Regions from separate parts of the Mus musculus genome. Here region 1 is linked to region 2. Evidence: chromatin loops called from intact Hi-C (ENCODE). Cell type or tissue: gastrocnemius. All regions are shown on one strand. Each heading gives the region's core, and the rest is flanking DNA. Links, peaks and the distances in the headings are about the cores only. Region 1 holds the start of Catip (ciliogenesis associated TTC17 interacting protein). Region 2 holds the start of Mir1928 (microRNA 1928).

What was found. Hi-C counts contacts between places; a loop is a spot of excess contacts. Peaks named below come from ENCODE experiments on the same cell type or tissue, not always from the same donor. Only the 100,000 strongest peaks of a DNase experiment are listed, where the experiment ranks them.
Region 1: a loop joins it to region 2, with 9 times the contacts of the local background. A loop is called at or near these places in 20 of 42 quality-filtered maps.

The regions. Positions count from the first base shown.
Region 1 is chr1:74,357,189-74,367,853 of GRCm38, forward strand. It overlaps Catip (ciliogenesis associated TTC17 interacting protein), which reads left to right and starts at 4,947. Exons shown (of 10, transcript NM_001379457.1): 1 at 4,947-4,998; 2 at 5,179-5,334; 3 at 5,562-5,759; 4 at 6,064-6,119; 5 at 7,129-7,215; 6 at 7,361-7,528; 7 at 9,429-9,553; 8 at 10,599-10,665. The coding sequence starts at 4,974. In gastrocnemius, for the core only: CTCF peaks have their summits at 3,875 (motif pointing left) and 4,841 (motif pointing left); a DNase peak (open chromatin) is centred at 4,821; H3K4me3 peaks cover 374 bases; H3K27ac peaks cover 2,416 bases.
Region 2 is chr1:74,200,376-74,211,040 of GRCm38, forward strand. Mir1928 (microRNA 1928) reads right to left here and starts at 6,245; the gene lies at 6,179-6,245. Gm31691 (a long non-coding RNA gene) reads right to left here. Exons shown (of 3, transcript XR_373519.2): 3 at 8,105-8,883. In gastrocnemius, for the core only: a CTCF peak has its summit at 5,634 (motif pointing right); DNase peaks (open chromatin) are centred at 5,633 and 7,743; H3K4me3 peaks cover 208 bases.

The DNA.
Region 1 (10,665 bases), core at 1,475-9,474, 160 kb after region 2:
TTAAGTTCCCTTCTACTTACAGTATAAACCTATTTCCAGGCTCTGTTTCTGTCATGCCAGACTAGGAAATCCCAGAAATCCCATGCAGACCCATTTGAGAGTTTGCCTTGGCAAGACTTTTAAATTTCTTTAAAGTATATTTAAGAACATTTAAACAATTACCATTATACACTCTTCTATCCTTAAAACAATTAAATTGGGCTGGCGAGATGGCTCAGTGGGTAAGAGCATTGACTGCTCTTCCAAAGGTCCTGAGTTCAAATCCCAGCAACCACATGGTGGCTCACAACCATCCATAACAAGATCTGACTCCCTCTTCTGGAATGTCTAAAGATGGCTACAGTGTACTTACATATAATAAATAATTTTTTTTGGAAAAAAAAAAAAAAGCAATTAAATCAAACTTAAAAATTTCTATTCTTTGATTATTTGCTGGCTGGAGACAGGCAGCTTTTATTGTCTGCTTCTCATTGCCTTCTTCCTAGCACCAGGCCAGGGAACCAGCCAGCCTCTTTGCACAGCAGGAGTTCCCAGCATCTCTGAGCTGAGGCTTTCTGTGGCAGCTGTGTTCCTTTGTTCTAGTTTTCTGTGTGGGAACCATGTGACTTAGCTCCACTTAATAAGGAACCAGTTCTCTCCTCTCCTAGACTTAAATCATTTGCAGGTGTGTTTTCTATCCCAGAATACCTAAATTATGTTTAATAGTGGGTTCTTGCCTACCATGTTGCACACCATATGTAGCATCATGCTTCCAGCCCCCCCCCCCCATCTCCCTTTGCCCAGCCGTTAGCCTCTGGCATCTTTACTGATGGATCAAAATTGGAGACAAGGACCTTCAGCATTTGGACATGCAGATTCTCGGTTGAATCAAAACATTAGAACCAATCTTCAACACATAATCCCAACACTTAGGGGCAGAGGCAGGGGTATTTCTGTGATTTTGAGGCCAGACAAGTCTATATAGCAAGTTCCAAACTGGTCAGGGCTATATATTGAGGCCGTGTCTCAAACAAACAAACAAACAAACAAGCAAACAAAAAGAACAACAACAAACAAGGTCTCTGGAGCCCCAGGTAGGTTGGAGTCCACATTTTCCATTTACAGGCAGGTGGCTTGGCCTTTCTGAACCTGGGTTTGTCATCTGCCAATGGAGATGATAATGGTACCAAGACAAGAAGCTTGCTGTGAGCCCTGAACATGTTGTTGATCCTGTTGAGTTCAGCACAGACGCTTCCTCTAGGTCACTGGATATTGCTCAGTAGGTGCCTACCCCATCCGCCAGAGCCTGTTTGTCCCATTCAAGGCCCTCAACTTGTATCCAGCTTGTCATCGTGCTCCGGTATATATTCACTGGCTGGGAGTGCCTCACAATAATAATGAATGCAAACCGAAAAGTAGCAAACAAACAAACATCCAAACCAAACAAGCTAGAGAGGAGGCTCAATGTTGAAAGCACTTGCTGCTCTTGCAGGGGACTCAGTTCAGTTTCCAACACCCACATCCAGCAACCACACCCAGAAGATCCAGTGCCCTCGTCTGGCTTCCACAGGCACAAAGCGTGTACAGATCTACATGCAAGCAAAACACCCATATGCAAAATAACAATAAAATAAATAAATCTTAAAATGTTTTTCAAACACTGGGATTACAGGCATGTCCAACCATGCCCTGGCGGGTCTTTATTTCTTTGTTTCTTAGACATGGCGGGGATCATCCTAGAGGCTGTGGCTTGTAGACCAGGCTGTACCCCTGCGCCATATCCATAGCAGCTCCTTGTCCCTTTAACTTTATTCTGATAACCAAATCAATTTAGGGGCTGGAAGGGAAGCCTTACATTCATGAATCCCCAATGTCTCGTGAGCCAAGCATGGTGGTCTACACCTCTAGTCCCGGTATTCAGGACACAGAGTCAGGAGGATCAGGTATTCCACAGGATTCACAACTACAGAAAGCACTTTGGTTCAACCTGAGACACATGATGCCCTGTCTTTAAAAAGAAGTGTCTTGGTACATGCCTATAATCCCAGCACTCAATAGACTAAGAAGGAAGATTTTTTTTCTAACATTATATACATTTATATTATGAAAGCAATAGGGTTTGCCTTTTTATTTTTTTTTTTAATTAATTTTTTTTTTTTTTTTTTTTTTTTTTTTAGGAATAATCTCAAACTATAGCCCTGGCTAGTCCTGGAAGTCCCTGTGATGACCAGGTTGGCCTCTTGAATACTGGGCCTAAAGATATATACTACCATGCCTAGCTAAAAATGTAATTTTAAAAATGGCTAGTGTCAGCCGGGCAGTGGTGGTGCATGCCTTTAATCCCAGCACTCAGGAGGCAGAGGCAGGCAGATTTCTGAGTTCAAGGCCAGCCTGGTCTACAGAGTGAGTTCCAGGACAACCAGGGCTATAGAGAGAAACCCTGTCTCAAAAAACAAAGAAAAAATAAAAATAAAAACATAAATGGCTAGTGTCTATCAGGACCACATAGAGAAACCTTGTCTGAAGAAAACAAAACGACCAGCAAAATGGCTCATTTGATAGGGGCACCTGCCACCAAGCCTGACACCCCAGGACTCACACAGAGAGAACTAACTCCCAGAAGTCCTTGAGCTCCAGATACGTGCAGTGTGGTGCACCCCTCCCCCTCCACAAATAAATGCAACAAATGTAATGGATTCTAAAATGTAATATGGAGGAGCTTTATCCTAACTGGGATGAGTATGAGTTGGAATAACCCTTCAGTGTCTAAGGCTAGCTCATGTCAAGAAATTTTCTGAGGTCCTGGCTATCATATTGAACTGTGTGTATTAGACATAACATCAACTCCAACATGCCCAGATGGCGATCAAGTGTCCACAGCATGAGTACAAATCAAATGTATGAGTCCTGTAGCCACTCCTCCAAGTCTGTATTTAATCACTTCAGGTGCTGTTAACCAGAAGTTTCCATTCACGGCATCGCCTACCACCCACTCCTCTCCCACCCATTCCTCTACCACCTATTACTTCCTTGCTGCTTAATTCTTTCTAAGACAGGGTCTCTCTGTGTAGCCCTGGCTATGCTGCAACTCACTCTGTAGATCAGACTGGCTTCAAACTCAAAGAGATCCCCTGCCTCTGCCTCTGAGTGTTGAGATTAAAGGTGTACATCACCACTTCCTGGTTTTATTTTCAGTTTTTGAGACAGAGTCGCATTGCAACCCACTGGCCTCAAACTCAATACGTAGCTGAGGATGACCTGGGCTTCTGATTTTCCTGCCCAGCCCTCCCAAGTGCTAGAATCACAACCCAGCACCATCCTATCCAGCTGCTGCCTGAATGCAGACTCAGTCTGACTGCCTCTGGTCAAGTCTTGGCTGTGAAGGATTAGCTGTGTGACGAGTGAAGCCAGTTAGCCTCTCTTTGCCTTAGTTTTCTTCTCCATAAAACCCACATATTACCTCCATATGAGGTCATAGCCTACATCAGCCAAGCATGGTAGTGCACACCTGTGATCCCAAAACTCGGAAGGCAGGGGCAGAATAACTATCTCTAGGACAGCCTGAGCCACATAGTAAGCCCTAGGCTCGATTCCCCCAGTGCCTCATAACCTGGGAATGGTGGCACACGCCTGCCTGTAATTGTAGGACTCAGGAGAAAGAGACAGGAAGGTCAGAAATTTAAGGTCATTCTCTGCTTCATTAAGTTTGAAGTCAGCCTGGGATATATAAGACCCTGTCTCAAAACAACAAAACAAGGGGCTGGAGAGATGGCTCAGTGGTTAAGAGCACTGACTGCTCTTCCGAAGGACCTGAGTTCAAATCCCAGCAACCACATGGTGGCTCACAACCATCCATAATGAAATCTGACGCCCTCTTCTGGTGCATTTGAAGACAGCTACAGTGTACTTAGATATAATAATAAATCTTTAAAAACAAAGAAAGTTCCCAGCACTTGGGAGGCAGAGGCAGGAGGATTTCTGAGTTCGAGGCCAGCCTGGTCTACAGAGTGAGTTCCAGGACAGCCAGGGCTACACAGAGAAACCCTGTCTTGAAAAAATCAAAAAGAAAAAAGAAAAACCAAAAAGGAAAACAAAAAAGACAAAAGAGAAAAGACTTTGCTGTCCCTCTCAGCGTGACCATCATTATGCCTACATGCCTCAATGATGACAGTCCCAGTAAGATGAGGAGGCATCCAAGCTCATAGGTGAGTCACAGAGGCCCCTCTGAAAGTTGCAGCTTGCAGAAAAGAAGATGAACAGCCTTGGTGAACCTGGGAATTAGAAACAGTTTCTACTGAGTGCGAAGGCTTTCCCACCATCGTAAAGGCAATGAATGGGAACCTGAGGCTCAGGAGATAGGAGACTGTTTTTATTGGGACTGTAGCACACAAAGACAGTTGTCCAACCTTGAAGTGGATTCTGTGTGTGAGCCTAGGTCCGGCCCAGGAGTCATGAGTGCCCGGTTTATGGGCACAAGTCACTACTTCTGGTTTAGTCTACTACTTCTTTGTATTATTATTATTATTATTATTATTATTATTATTATTATTATTATTATTATTATTATTATATTTTATATATTTGGGTGTTTTGTTGGATGTTTGTGTGTGTGCCATGTATGTCTCTGGTATCCATGGAGTCCAGAAGTGGGTGTTGGATCCTACAGAACTAGAGACAGTTGTGAGCCATCTTGTGAGTGCTGGGATTCAAACCCAGGCCCTCTGGAAAAGCAGCCACTGCTTTCAACCGCTGAGCCACCTCTCTAGCCCCCTTCGTCCATGAATTCCCAAGGAAGTTGTAAAGACCTGCTTTCCCTCAGCCTCTTAAGAATGTCAAAGGCTCCCTCTGCTGGACAACCTCTTAAGCTTGGGCTGAGCCCCAAAGCTTGACAAATCTAGGTTCAGTAAAGTGGGTTGATTGCCCTTTAAGAGGCAGTACCTAGCTTTCTGGTTGCCATGGAGACTACTAGTCACAGACTGACTAGCCTCAATAAAATGTCTTCCAAAGTTTCCCCCACTGGTGAGGAATGGACTTCTGGTCTGTGGGTGGAGGGAGAAGGGGTATTTGTCCCTTGCAAACCCACCAAAGTGTGGTCTTCGCAAATTTAACTTTTGGGGATGGGGATCAGAACCAGGTATCCCTACCTACTCTACCCTTTTCTCTAGAGTCTGACTTATTAGCTTTTTCTTCCTCTTGTAGTTTCCAAAGCCAAGGACCAGCATCACTTAGGCCAGCTGCAGCAACAGCAGCAGCAGCGGCAGCAGCAGCAGCCATTCCCAGAAGCCAATGCTGAAGCCATCAGCTTTCTCAACTCCTTCTGTGAGCCAGATGGTGGGGCAGGCGTGGGGAGGAGAGGTACAAGTCTCTCTCTCCACCCGATCCTCTTGAGATTCAGAAAAGACCTGTTTGCTAATGAACATGGAGGGACAAGCCTGTCGGGGAGAGCTTTACCAGCTGGCACCGAGTGATGACAAGGAGGAGTGACGGGGCTGGTTAGGAGATGGGAGACGTGACAAGGGGTGAGTGGGTGGTGTGGGGTCTAGAGGCTGGGCCTGGAGAGACAGCTTCTCTGCACCACCCAGGGCTGGAGGATATGCTCCTGTTCTTCCCGGAGACTCTGGCCATCCTCTCAGACACAGGGGAACCTCAGGGAGAACTGACCATTGAGGTGCAGAGGGGGAAGTACAAGGACGACATAGGGATCCTGACCCACTGTCTACTGGTCCACGCCTCTAGCCGCGGCTTCCTAGACAAATCGCTGTGTGGGAGCTCCCTCCTAGGTACAGCCCTGACTGCTGCCTGTCCCTCACATCTTCTCTCCACGCCCCACCCCCATTCCAATCCATAGGTCCTTAATTGGGACCTGCCCCTTGACTTACCTGGGAGAGGGTAAAGCCTGGGGGAGGGGAAGAAGAGGAAGGGGGAGAGGAGAGGGAGGAGGAGGGGAGGTCATTCCCAGTCACATACCCAGGACAAGAACAGTGTTGACCACCCTGTCATTTTCCCATGGCCACGTTGCCCCAGCCTGGGCCAGCCCGTTCCCTAGCGTCCATCCTATGACATCAGTGCCTCCCTGTACCCCAGGCTACCTAAACAACAATCTGGAGCTGATGGAACAGCACAGTCAGGAGTTCATCAAGGTATTTACTCCCAGCCTCCCCCAGCCTTGCCCCTGCTCCAGGGTAAGCCAGAACATGGGCTTTACGAGGGTGGGAGGGACCTCTGGAGAATATCACACTCCCATATCCCACCAGCCCGAACCTGCACCACACACGGTTGGTTTGATAACCAGTCACCTCCATTACTGCTGCTGATGTTGTCTGGATGCACAAACCGAGCCCAGCCCACTGGCCTCCTCCGGCCTGAAAGCCTGGTCCACTTCCCAGAGCCACGTGACCTGACCTTTCCCAGAGCCTGTCACTATTTAGCCTCCAAATCTGGCTCTATCCTCTTCACCCAGTCCCTTCAGAAACTTCCTCTGTGGGGCCATGCCCTGTCTAAACATGGGAGATGACTTGGGCCTAACAGCCTTCTCAGAGAATCTGTTCCCAGCTTCCAGCCTGTGTTCCGTTCTGAGGTTTACAGCTGTTCATCTTTCCTATTACATACTATGGGCCTATTTCTGACTTCCACCATAAATGGAAGATCTCCTTTCCTCCCTCTCCTCCCCTTCCTTCCTATTTTGAGGCAGTCTCATAACTAGACTGGCCTCAGACATGGTGTGTAGCTGAGGGTGATTTGGAACCCCTGACCCCCCTCCCAAGTGCTGGACCACCACACCAGGCTATGAGGACCACCACACCAGGCTATGAGGCTTTTTGTTCATCTTTTTGTCTGCTTGCCCGCCTGCCTGCCTGTCTTATTTTATCTTTTTTATTTATCAAGACAGGGACTTTTGTCTTATTTTGTTTATAAAAAACTAAGATTGACTGCATTTGCCTATAATCCCAGTGCTTAGGAGGCTGAGGCAGGAGAATTGTTGCAAGTACAAGGCTATCCTGAGCTACATAGGGAGTTCCAGGCCATTCTGAACTATTTTTTTTTCTCTCAGAAAAACAAACCACAGACAAACAGCGTCGAAGATAGGATGGGAGGTAGCCTCTCAAGGGCGAGCACGTGATTGTCTCTCCTGTGTGCTCTGCTCTTCAGTTCCCTGTCCTTCCCATGGAGAGGAAGATGAGCGTCCTGAAGCAGGATGGCCAGTTTGTTGTGACCAGAAGTGTCAAGGAGGGTGAGGTAAGAGTGAAAGCCAAGTGGGAACCCCTCCCACATCCTCAGAACCACAGCAGGGACGAGCTGTGCGAGGTCAGGTGCTTACATAACCAACACCCTGCTCCAACACCTCCTGCCTCTTCTGAGCTCCAAGATCTGCCCCAAACAGGAAACGAAGACCGGAGTCTCTGTTTTCCCCTATAAAACATTCAAGGGCTTTGTCTCCAGTGCAGCCAATGTGGTGCTGCTGAGAGTGATGGCCTGGCAGCAGTCGGTGCCCAGTGGGGCTCGCTTCCTAGCCTTAGACTCGGAGGGCAAGCTCTGCCATTGCACCTACGTGAGTACTGTCTCTGGGCAAAGGAATCAACCTGGGGAGAACTAGAAGGGTCATGAAGGCCACTGAGGTGGGAAACACAGATGTGATGTGGGAGGGTGGTAAGCAAGGTGGGTTGGGTCTAGGTCCTGAGGGCAAAATGAAGTACACTGGAGCAACAGCAGTTAGACAAACGTGGTAGGAAGAAGAGTGAGAACAGAGCACCCGGGATAAGTGGGAACGAAAAGGTGGGAAGCAACCTTCTGTACATAAAGGTCACTACACAGAAAAGACTCATGGAAGCCTGCTTTCTAAACACCTGCCTTCTAAGGCTGGAGAGACGTTCAGTGGGGCATGATGAGGCTCTGACTTTGATCCCCAAGCCCATGTAAATGCTGCACACATATAATCCCAGAACTGCAGCAGTAAAGACAGCCTGAGTGCATCAGGCTGCCTCAGGGCCCAGTGAGAGAGAGAGCCTGTCTCAAAACCAAGGTGAGGGCAGAGAGATGTCTCAGTGGTTGCGAGCACTTACTGGTTTTGCAGAAGACACAAGATCAGCTCACAGCACCCACATGGCAGCTTACAACCTTCTGTAACCCAAGTCCCAAGAGGTATACATCTACATCTACATCACATCTACATCTACATCACATCTACATCTACATCTACATCTACATCTACATCACATCTACCATCACATCTACATCTACATCACATCTACATCTACATCACATCTACATCTACATCACATCTACATCTATATCACATCTACATCTATATCACATCTACATTTACATCACATCTACATCTACATCACATCTACATCTACATCACATCTACCATCACATCTACATCTACATCACATCTACATCTACATCACATCTACATCTACATCACATCTACATCACATCTACATCTACATCACATCTACATCACATCTACATCACATCTACATCTACATCACATCTACATCTACATCACATCTACATCTACATCACATCTACATCTACATCACATCTACATCTACATCACATCTACATCTCCATCTACATCACATCTACATCTACATCTACACACATATATATGTATACACATATATAGCGCTTCTCGGCCTTTTGGCTAAGATCAAGTGTATGTATACACATATATACGTGTATGTAGGTAAAACATTCATACACATAAAGATAAAAATTTCAAATAAAACAAAATAGTTTCTGAAGAACCCACATACATGCATGCTAAACACCCACACACATGTGCACCTACGAACACATATACCAGTTTGTTGTGGCCCAAACTGGTCTTACCCCACTTCTCTGACAGAGTTTCACTGTGTAGCCCTGTCCATCCTGGAACTCAATCTGTAGACCAGGCTGGCCTCGAACTCACAGAGAACTGGTTGCCTCTGCCTCCCGAGTGCCGAGATTAAAGATATGTACCACCAGCTCCTGGGCTTTAGGCTCTCAACCCTCATGCCTTAACTCCCCAAATGCAATTACATGTGTGCACCACCACACTAGGCACTCTTGCAAATGTGCATACAGGTTTGTGCAGGTAGAGGACGGAGGTCGGCCTCAGGTTTTTTTTCTAAAGCACTGTCCACCTGGTTTTAGAGACAAGGTCTCTCATTGTATAGCACCTCCATCCCCATACTGGTCCTCCCTGTAACAAAATGTGCAACTAGCAGTGCTCCTCCATTGAGATGGCTTGAGAAGAGGGTGGCGGGAGCTGACTATTAGAGTCTGAAACATATCCTGAGAATTCAAACTTTGTGTCATATAAGGAACTGAATAGCTAAGCTTCAGTTCCCAGTGGTGAGCTGGGATGAAGACCCGAGGAGAAGGAAACACCTTCACCTCTAGGAGAAGGGGACACAAAGGGGGACATCGCCTCACTGTGCTCTCCACTTTGGTTGCTGTAGAAATCCCTGGGTTTCCAGACAATCCAAGTGGGCAACCAGCAGGCTAAAATGTTCATCGTGGAGCAAACCATACACTCTGAAGAGGGCATCCCCTTCTCCTGCCAGTACTACTTGCTCCCTGATGGGTGAGCCACTTGTGGGAAGGTCCAACGTGACCATGTCATGTGGTGGCTGGGAGCTCTGAATGTGAAGAAAAGATGTTCATGGGGTGGCATAGGGCACGGGAGTCACTCTTATCCCCAGGATGCTGCCAGGAAAAGCTCTCAGTGAGACCCGGGTGCTCCTTTGCTTTCCCCATCTCATTTGCTTAAAAAAAAAAAAAAGAAGAAGAAGAAGAAGAAGAGAGCTCAGGTTGGCCTCAAATTCACAGCCCTCCTGCCTTAGTACCCTAGGTGCTGGGATTACAGATGTGTTTTGGGCAAGGCATGATGCTTGCTGTTATCTGGGACAGGCCCCAAGAACTACAAAGATAAAGAGAGAAAGCAGTGCTCAAGGGGACACTGTAGTGTCTTACCTCAGCTGCCATGACAAAATACCACAAGATGAGTCAGCAACCTGGGGATGGGGAGGGAGGTTCACACCTGTCTTCCCAGCATTTAGGAAGCTGACACAGGAGGATGGCTCCAGGTCTGAGGGCCATCTATAGTAGTAAGATATTCCCTCAAAAGGGTGCACACAAGTTAAAGGATGGCTCAGCTGGAGAGGTGGGGAGGGAGTTTGCTGCCAAATTGGATGCCCTGAGTTCAATTCCTGGAACCCACTTAGCATAAAGAGAGAACCAACTCCTACAAGTTGTCCTCTGACCTCCACACAAGCATGTGTGTGAATGGTGTGTGTGTGTACATGCATGCACACAGGAAAAAATTAATGTTGAAGGAAAAAAGATCACTGGATGTTTTAAACAATGGCCAGCAGGGTTGGTTTCTGATGAGCTCTCTGGTTGTTTTCAGTGCCCCAGGGGGGAGACGGCTCTGTAGACTGCTTTCTCTGCATTCTCTTCCTGTTCTGAGGATGCTAATCCTTTCTGACTGAAACCCCACCATCATGCTGGTCAATTGACCTTAGTCATTTCCCAGAAGGCTTTCATTACACTGGGGTCAGAAGTGGGAGCCACTACCGCTGCCCTGTCCTATAGAAAGACTCTTCCCCAATTTCTGTATTGCCCTGCAGGCACCTGGCTAAGAGAGTCCAGGTGGGCTCTCCAGGATGTTGTATCATCACCAAGATGCCCCTCATA
Region 2 (10,665 bases), core at 1,684-9,683:
AAGGTCCACACAACGTCTCCGGCCCCTAAGTCTGCCCCCTTATGCAGTTAATGGTTAACCAATGATAAACTGCCAGCCCTAAACTGTGACTGAGAACTGCTCTAAAAATTGTATAAAAGGTGTGTGCCTTAGCTCCTCGGGGTCACTTCCATCCAGAGTTTAGGACGACCCAGCATGCTCTTGCATTTTGCATCAATCTCTGTCTCCGCATCTCTGTGAGTGGGACATCCAGGATGTAAGGCTTTTCGGGTGTTACACAGGCAGAGTTCAAGGCCACCCTGGTCTGCAGAGATATATGGTCTACATAAACAAAGCTATGTAGTGAGATCCTGTCTTGAAAAAAAATTAAACTAAAGTAAAATAAAAAACAAACAAAAAGGCATTCCTCACTTGGAGCTCTTCCTGCCCTAGGGCGTTCTTTCTCTGCAGTCTTGCTAAGACTTAGTAGCCACCAGCCACCCCATGCTTCTCTCCCCTTCCCTTCCCTCTTCTCAACACCCAGACTCCTAGCTTTCAGGACCTCAATGTTGGGGCTTTCTCCCTGGACTCCATATGAGTGAGATCTGAAGTATTCATCATTTGGTGCCTGACGTAACTTCATTCACTACAGTGTTCTCCTGCTCCATCCGTGTCATTGTCACAAAGGACAGGATCCCATTGTGCTCTCTGATGACTGAACTGTATCCCATGGTGCACATATGCTAGATTTTCATCTCCACACCCCAATCTACTTCCATTTCTTGGCTATTGTGAACGGAGCAGCAGTGAGTGTGGAAGCTTAGACACTTCACCAACAGGCTGATTTCATTTCCTGTGATATAGACACAGACAGAAGACTGAATCACATGACAGTTCTGTTTTTAATTTCCCAAGGAACCTCCCCGGTGCTTTCTGTAAGGGCTACACCAATTTGCATTCCCACAACAGTGTGAAAGGTTCCCTTTCCCCTCACTCTGACCAATACTTACTGTCTTATCTTTTTACCAAGAGCCACTCTAACAACTGTGGGCTAATGTCTCATTGTGAGGTTTTTGTGGGTTGTCTTGTTTTGTTTTGTTTTTTGTTTTGTTTTGTTTTGTTTTGTTTTGTTTTGTTTTGTTTTGTTTTGTTTTGAGGGACAGTCTCACTGTATGGCCCTGACTGGCCTGGAACTCACTTTGTAGACCAGATTGGACTTGAACTCACAAAGCTCTGCCAGTCTTTGCCTCCCGAGTTCTGATATTAAGAGAGTATGACACCACACCCAGCTCACTGTGGTTTTAATTTGCATTCCTGTTATGACTGGAGGTGTTGAGTATTTTTTTCATACAGCGGTTGATTATTCGTGCATCCTTCCTTCTCTGTGTGTATGTGCTCATGTGTGCAGGGATACATGTGCACGTACATGTGGGTTCGTGTTGATATTGAATGTCTTCTTCAATCCCCCCTTACCTTTTTTTAAAGATTTATTTATTTATTTATTTATTTATTTATTTATTTATAAATCTTCAGATGCACCAGAAGAGGGAGTTAGATCTCGTTACCGATGGTTGTGAGCCACCATGTGATTGCTGGGATTTGAACTCAGGACCTTTGGAAGAACAGTTGGTGCTCTTAACCGCTGCTGAGCCATCTCACCAGCCCCACCTTTTTTTTTTAATATTCTATTTTTGTTTTAATTTAAAGTATGTGTGTGCACATAAGTACAGTACTCTCCGAGGCCAAAAGAAGATGTTGGATTCCCTTGAAGCTGGAGTTATAAGTAGTTGTGAGCCACCCAACATGAGTACTGGGAACTGAACCCAGGACCTCTGGAAGAGCAGGGAGCGCTCTTAACCACTGAGCCATCTCTCGAGTCCTTAAGTTTTGAGACTCAGTCTTTTGCTAAACCAGGAGCTCACTGATTCAACTACACCGGCTAGTCAAACAATCTGCAGGAATCCTCCTGTCTCTGCCTCCCCAGAACTGAGATGACAGATGTGTGCTACCTCACCCAGCTTCGACAGGTTCTAGGGATCAAGCTCAGACCAGCTTGTCTTCATGGCAAGTGCTTTAAGGACTCCCCAGCTGTTTGGTGTATCCAACTACTAGTAACACTTTCTTGGTTTTTTTTTTTTTTTAATGTTTGTTTGTTTATTTAATGTATGTGAGTACAGTGTAGCTGTCTTCAGACACACCAGAAAAGGGCATCAGATCTCATTACAGATGGTTGTGAGCCACCATGTGGTTGCTGGGAATTGAACTCAGGACCTCTGGAAGAGCAGTCAGTGCTCTTACCAGTTGAGCCATCTCTCCAGCTTCTCTTACTTTGTTTTTAAGACAGCTTCACTGGCCTCAGACTCCCGCTTCTCCTGCTTCAGCCTCCCAGTGCTGGAGAGCGCAGGCAGTAACTAACAGGCCTGGCTTAATGTTAACAATTTGTGACTGTTGATTTTGTATCCTGGAACTTGGCTGATTTGTTATTGTTGCTGCTGTTCTAATACTTTTTGGGGGGTCTTGGGGTCTTTGGAATTTTCTATATAAGAACACGTCAAAGACTAACAATTTAACTTGTTCCTTTGTTTTTTATAAAGACCGAGTCATTCTGTGGCCCAAGCTAGCTTCAAACTTGGTGCACGCCACTTCCCCAGCTTTCCATATGCTGGCATTGCAGGTGTGAGCCACCCTGCCTTGCTTAAATAATTGGTTTTTAAAGTTGTTACTCCCCACTCCCCCCCCAGACAGGGTTTCTCTGTGTAGCCCTGGCTGTCCTGGAACTCACTTTGTAGACCAGGCTGGCCTTGAACTCAGAAATCCGCCTGCCTCTGCCTCCCAAGTGCTGGGACTAAAGGCGTGCACCACCACGCCCGGTTTAGTTGTTACTTTTTTTAAAGATTTATTTGTTTTATATACGTGAGTACACTATCGCTATCTTCAGACACACCAGAAGATGATATCAGACCCAATTACAGATGGTTGTAAACCACCATGTGGTTGCTGGGAATTGAACTCGGGACCTCTGGAAGAGCAGCCAGTGCTCTTATCAGTTGCGCCATCTCTCCAGCCCAAGTTGTTCCTATTTTGAGCTCATTTTTCTCATCAAGAACAGGTTTTGAATTTTGTCCAAGGTTTCTATATAGATAATCATGTGACTTTTTCTCCTCAAAATAGATTAATAAATTAATTTTGTTGGTAATTCCCTAATGCTGAGTGCTGCTTGGGCTTTTAGAATAAATACCATTTCTTGAATAAAAAGAATGGGATATAGTGCTGGAGTTAAGAGCACTGACTGTTCTTCCTGAGTTCAAGTCCCAGCAACCACGTGGTGGCTCACAACCATCCGTCATGAGATCCGACGCCCTCTTCTGGTGCGTCTGAAGACAGCTAAAGTGTACTTAGATATAATAATAAATAAATCTTTTTTTAAAAAGAGGGGGATAGAAACTGAAGCCCTGAACTGGTATTGTCTTAGCCAGGGTGTCTATTGCTGTAATGAAACACCATGAGCAAAAGCAACTTGGGGAGGAAAGGGTTTATTTCAGCTCATACTTCTAGATCACAGTCCTTTACCAAGGCTAAGCCGGAGCAGGAACTCAAGCAGGGCAAGAACCAAAAGGCAGGAGCTGATGTGGAAGCAATGGAGGGATGTCGCTTATTGGCTTGCTCCCTTTGCTTGCTCAGCCTGCTTTCTTAGAGAACCCTGGAACCACCTGCCCAGGGGTGGTGGACTGGACCCTCCCTCCGACACTGGTGATAATTAGGAAAATTATCACTTGCCCATGGGCCAATCTGATGTGGATATTTTCTTAATTCAAGTTCTCTCTTCTGAGATGACTAGCTGTATCAAGTTGACATAGCACAAATGGCCTTCAAAGCTTTGCTTGGTCTCTCTCGCCCTCTGTTCCTTGCCTCTGCCTTCACCTGAGTGACCCAAACACTAGAAACTTCCTGTCTCCTAGTTCCTGGGAGTCTGAAGTCCAGATGTCAGCATGACTGTTTTTCCTCTTTAGGGCAGTGAGAAGTACTCTATCTAACCTGTTCCATACATTGCTCCGGATCATGTAGTTTGCTGGCAAAAGGTGGAGTTCCTTGGCCTGTAGAAGCACAATCCAGTATCTGTCCTTATGTGCCCATGCTCCCTCCACTGTGTCTCAGTTCGTGGGTTCCTAGGCCTGTATCCCATTTTGATAAGATCACCAGTTATTGAGATTTTGTCTTTTACTGTCTATTGTAATCCTAAGGGGGGGGGGGAGCAAGACCTGGAGTCTGCCTTAACCAATGCGATCTTGCCCTCCAAATTAATTTTGATTTGTAAATACAGATGCCAACTGCCAATAATTAGGCAGAAGAGACATAGGTGAGGTTCTCAGCTAGGGGAAGGGGAGGAGGAAGGAGAAGCAGCCATGGGTTAAGAGTTAGAGAGTGGCCCTGAGGACTGCCCAATTAGAGTTAAGAGGAGCCCAGATAAAACTTAGTAAATAAGTAATATTTTCCTGGTTTATCCATAGGAAAATAGATTCTAACAGCATGGAGGGTAGGCAGCTATTCAGCTCTTGTGTTGGTTAAGGCTTATTGTAAATATAAAAGCTGTGTGTGTGTCTTTCAATCCAGAACTAATTGGTTTAAGAGGGGGTTCTACTCCAGGCTGAGATTTAAATAATTACCGCAACAACCAACTGGGGCTCCCTTAATAGCCTCAGCTAAACTAACTACAATCTCAACAACTCTAATTCCAAATAAGGTCACATTCTGATGTCCTCAGGGTTACGTCTTGGAGACAGGAGGCAGGAACACAATTCCGGCCATCCATGAGCCATCTGCCGTAGCCTCTGGCTTTGCCCCTGGGTGTTGCTTCACTGTTTAGCCATTGGCTTGACTTCCTCTATCCGGAAAGCCTGCCTGCTTCAACCTGGAGTAAGGTCCTCCCTTGCCCCAAGCTTGCTGCTTGAGACCTCCTGCCTAGCAGTTCATAGCTCCCCAGGCCTTCCCAATGTCCACTCAGTAACACTCCCGCACACTTGACTTGTTCATCACGTAGTTTATTTCCGATTTCCACTTCTTGAGACTGTAAGCATGGGGAAAAGGTAGATTTTATTGTGTTTTGACCCCCATATCTCGTGCACTTTGGAGATAGCTTGGCAAGTGGTACAGAATTAAGCTCCAAGCCGGGCGTGGTGGCGCATGCCTTTAATCCCAGCACTCGGGAGGCAGAGGCAGGAGGAGTTCTGAGTTCGAGGCCAGCCTGGTCTACAGAGTGAGTTCCAGGACAGCCAGGGCTACACAGAGAAACCCTGTCTCGAAAAACAAACAAACAAAAAAAAAAACAGAATTAAGCTCCAAAAAAACATGGACTAGGAGACCCAGCCTGTGGGTAACCTGTAACCCCAGCACTTTGGAAATGGAGGATGGAGGATTATGATTTCAAGGTTATCCTGGATTACTTCAGACTTTCTCAAAAATGGAAAAGACGGAGACCTACCAGTGATTTTTTTTTCTTGCCCCAATCCTCTGGAAGGTCACACTACAGGGAAAGTTTAGGCCACTATTTATAGGAAATGACCTAGCAAGGTGAGGCGTTTCAGAAATGCCTGAAATCAAGCAGAAAATGGGGAAGGGGCAAAAAACAAAACAAAACAAAAAAACTACTGAAGACTGTAGTTTCAGAACTCCACCAGCAGAGGGCAACATTGTCTTCTAAGCAAATCAGCTAACTGCCATGATCTACTGAAACCGCTGTAACAGCCCCATTATCTGGAACCCAAGGCCACTATTTGACAAAGTCTTGGGCGTACGTACATTCCTTTTTCTCTGAGTTCTCCCACTCAAGTATTTAGCCATTAGCCCAATGTGAGTAATCTAACATCAGTTCCCATGTGCTCTAAGGAGGGGTGAGTGAAGTTATCATGGGATTCAAAACGCGAGTCTTGTGTGGGGTCGGCCCCTTCTTGCATCCCACAAACCTTTTCTCCAGAAGATTCTCAGCCTCTTGGGTTACCCTACTTTCCTTTTCATCGAGGCAGTTAAAAGCTGCACAGAAATCAAACTTCAGGACTAGGGACGCAGCTCCCTCTGTAGAGTGTTTGCAAGCAGGAAGCCCTGGGTTCCATCAGGGTACCTGTGTAGCTTTGAGACTGTTTGCCTGCAGTGGCGCAGGGGGTGCGGCGGGAGTGGAGGTCTCTGGTCTTTCCCCCTTATGATTTTTTTTTTCTTCTTTACAAGTTGGGGTTAGAGCTGGCAATGTAGCTCAGTGGTAGAGCACTTGCCTACAATGCGCAAAGCTCTATCCTCGAAACCCTCTCCTCCCCAAGAAAACTGAGGTCTTGAGGTACCTTCCAACCTACCCTGAATGCCTGAGTTTGGGCAGTGTTCCTGCCTCAGCCTCCGGAGCTGGGCTCTCAGCACCCACCGTCATGCCTAGCTTTTTTCTCCTAGTACAAAGCACACTGATCCTCCTGATAGGGCCGGCCCCTCCTTTGGTCACTAGCACACAATACCTGTCAATCATCTTGGAGGAAAGCCTTGTGTGCTTCCGGTTAAAGATGCTTCAGCGAGTGCTGGTGGGAGGATGTGGCAGCGCAAAGCATGATGGGCCAGACACTGCTCTTCCTTTCCCGTCTATTCCTCTTACTGGATGGTGCATCCTCCTTCAGGACAAGCTCTCCTCTTAGCTAATCCTCTCTGGGAACACTCTGCCGCCCAACCCTAGAGGCATTTACTGACCAATCAAGTGGAGTTAACAATCTCGATGAACCATCAGGAGGGCTGGCGATAGATTGCTTCCCTAGCATACACCGGGTTCAATCCTCAGCACCCCACGAATGCGACATGAGAATACAGACTATTCCCAATGTCTCAACCTTAAACAAAGCAAATGCCCCAAAAATGTCAGAAGCAATATGTGGGTAATAGTTGATAACCTGTTTGCAGCTTTATAAAAAAGGTTAGGGTGTTGTTTTTTTTTTTTAGATGTATTTACTTTATGTTCTGTTAATGGGTGTTTTATCAGCGTGTATGTTGGTGCAGCACACGCATCTCTGGTGCCTAACAAGGCCAGAAAGGGGCAGTAGTTACAGACTGTTAGGAGCTGCCATGCAGGTGCTGGGAATCTAACTCAGGCCCTCTGGAAGCAGTCAGTATTAACCACTAAACCATCTCTCCAGGCCCCTGTGTGCAGCTTTGGGTCAGTTAAAGTCAACAGAATAGCTTTTTCCCTTAGAAAATTCTGTTTAAAATTTCTGTGAAAAAGGATCTCTCATTCTTTGTGGGCTGTTCAACAAATATAAGACAATTGTCCTTTGTTAAGGACAGGTATTTGAGAGACTCCAGAAACACAACAGACATGCAACAGGGTAAGACAGACCAAGACAGGCCAAGCACACACAACAGAGAGGCTACAGTCAGGTGAAAGGCCACAAAACCCCTAAAGACGGAAGATACAGGGAGGGAAATGGGGAATTCAGGATATGGGCTCATTCATGGTCTAAACTATTCCAAGGGGTTGAAGAGATGGCTCAGTCCTTAAAGGCTAATTCATTCTGTGACAAACACCACATCCACTTGACTAGAACCACCTCCTTCTCTGTGGGCAGGGTTTTGTATTCTCATGAGGTTCCAGAGAGTTCTAATGAACATTTGTGTCTCTGATGCAAGCTTTCTTATTGCCTCTTACGGGCTCCCAACAATAACACGTTCTACCCTGTGCATCCCAACGAGCAAAGTCAGCATGCTGTATGACAGACTGACTGTCAAAGCAGTATCCTTGGTTGCAGTAAAAATAAACTGCACAAATGGCTGCCGGGGGTGGGGCTAGCGCCAGGGACGGAGCAGATGGGAGACAGGTGGAGAAAGGCTGTTCAGTAATAGCTGCCTTTTTCTTTCTTTGCCCCCCCCCCCCCCGGTCTCATTGTGTACTCCAGGCTGCCCTTTAATTCACGATCTTCCTGCATCCACCTCCCAAGTGCTGCAGACGTATGCTGCTGTGCCCTGGCTCTTTGGTAGCTTATAGTTCTCATTGTATATTTTAATCTTTAAAAAAAAAATGCTTGCCGCCGGGCAGTGGTGGCTCACACCTTTAATCCCAGCACTTGGGAGGCAGAGGCAGGCAGACTTCTGAGTTTGAGGCCATCCTAGTATACAGAGTAAGTTCCAGGACAGCCATGGCTATACAGAGAAACCCTGTCTCAACTGCCGCCACCACCCCCCAAAAAAAGCTTCCCTCGAATACACAAAACCTGGGGTTTGAGCCCCAGTACTGCATACAGTAGGTGTGGTCGTGTATACCAGTAATGCTAGCACTCGGGAGGTAGAGGAAGGAAAAATATTAGTCCAAGTTCGTCCTTGGCTACTTAGGGAGTGTAAGGCCAACCTGGGCTAGGTGAGAACCTGTTTTAAAGAGCGGAAAAAAATGATTCATTTAAATGTAGTGGTAGAATATCTGTGGTCCCAGTCTGAAACCTCGTTTAGGCTATGGCAGCCTCAATGTGTGTTTCTGGCTGTTCATCTTCACTTAAACCCAGAGAGCCTAAGATGTCTCCAGCCAGCACCCGGGTCATCACTTCCCGGCTCAGGGGCTCTGTCCTTCAGTCTTCACAACCTGGTTTGCTTGTTGTTTGTTTGTCTGGGGTGTTTTGTTAGGTTGATGTTGTTTGTTTTTTGGTTTGGTTTGTTGTTTTGAGACTCAATCTCAAAGTACGGCCAGCCAGTCCTTAAACTTTGATCCTCCTGCCTCCGGTCTCAAGAATGCTGAGAACTCAAGCAAGCACCACCTTACTGAGCTTGCTGACTCCTTCAAACTGCCCCCATCCAGTTCTACTCTGTCCTCCGGCTTTGCTCCCAAAGGTGCAGCTTAGCGCGTGTTTGCTCTGTAGTGCACGAGTGAGCGAACGCTGTTAGCTGAGTGTGGAAGAAGTTGGATGATGTTTGCACCTAGAACATAGAAAAAAATAAGAATGTCAAACTCCAAATTAAGACCAGAGAGAGAGCTCAGAGGTAAAGATGCCTGCCACAAAATCTGAGGATTTGCATCCGCCCCCAGGACGGAGTTCCGCTTCCCCTGGTCGAAGGAGAAAATCAACTGCCAGTGGTCGTTCTCTGACCTGCACAGATGTGTCTAGAAACAGGAATCAATACAAATTTAAAATCTCAAGTGTATTTTCTAAAAGTCCAAACTCAGGTGAGAGAGGCTTAGCTAGCAATAGGGTCTGTGCAGGCATGGAGACCTGCGCTCAGACCCCAGCGCCCGCGTCAAAAGCGGGTGTGACTTTTCAGTGCCTATACGCCAAGGCCGCTGAGGGCAGAGAGAAAGTGACTGAGCAGGACCCTGGGGTCCTTCTCTGCCGCGTCTACCTCACCTCACACATAGGCACAAAAATAGAGAAATACATATGTGTTTATTTCACTTCTTTAATAATTGTTTTGAAGCCAGGCAATGGTGGGCACACCTATAATTCCAATACTCAGGAGGCAGAGGCAGGTGGATCTTTGAGTTTAAGGCCAGCCTGGTCTACAGAATGAGTTACAGAAGAGCTAACAGATGGAGTCGAGAAACCAGATAGGCTCGTCTGTTCAGATTGTCCAGTTCTGGGCTTCCAGGCAAGGACCTCTCTGACATAACACATCGAGTACCACAAGAGTCAGCTGCTGAAGTTCCTTTTTGTTGTTGTGGTTGTTGTTGTTTAAGATTTTTATGAGCATTGGTGTTTTGCCAGCATTTATGTCTGCGTGAGAGTTTCAGGTTTCCTGGAACTGGAGTCACAGACAATTGTGAGCCACGGTGTGGGTGCTAGGAATTGAACCTGGGTCCTCTGGAAGAGCAGCCAGTGTTCTTAACCACTGAGCCATCTTTCCACCCCATTTGTTCTTTAAGACAGAGTCTTGGACTGGTGAGATGGCTCAGTGATTAAGAGCACCAACTGCTCTTCCGAAGGTCCTGAGTTCAAAAGCCAGCAACCACATGGTGGCTCACAACCATCTGTAATGAGATCTGACGCCCTCTTCTGGTGTGTCTGAAGACAGCTGCAGTGTGCTTAGATATAATAATAAATAAATCTTAAAAAAAAAAAAAAAAGACAGAGTCTTATGTAGTTGGCTGCCTTCAAACTCACTAAGTAGGTAAGCACAGGCTTACACTGTGTGATCCTCTGCCTCCATAGAAGGAGCTCTTGAGTTGGGCTTTTTAGACTGAATAGAAGTTTTTTAGGTTGGCCTGGGGAAGGTCTACCATGCAATCTGGAAGAACAATAAACTCTAAAGTGCCATCAAAGAGAGACCAGTGGGATGCACAGTTAATAACAGACAACCCAAGGAAGGCCAGCGAAGCAGGACAGAAAGCTAAGGACCAAATCATCCCCTAGTGGCCACGCTACAGAGGGAAGGTTGACCAAGCACGGTAGCACTGGTTTTTCAGAAAGATACCTTCAGGGCACAGTGACCTAGGCACTAACAAAAAGGACCAGGCAGATCCCAATTCCATCCATCACCGCTCAGAAGCATCTGGAGCACGCCCTGTATTCAGATTCCCCATCCTGTGGGCTGGAGTCTCGACAAAGGGGCAGAGTGAACAGCACACCTTGTTTTCCAAGGACCAGGTAATGAGTACAGGAGATAACAGACTGGTCCTCTGAAAGGGAGGCTGGAACTCAAGCTCCAACAAAGAAGGAGACAGGGACATGAGGTGATTTCCAGAAAGGGACCTGGTAGCATGGGGTG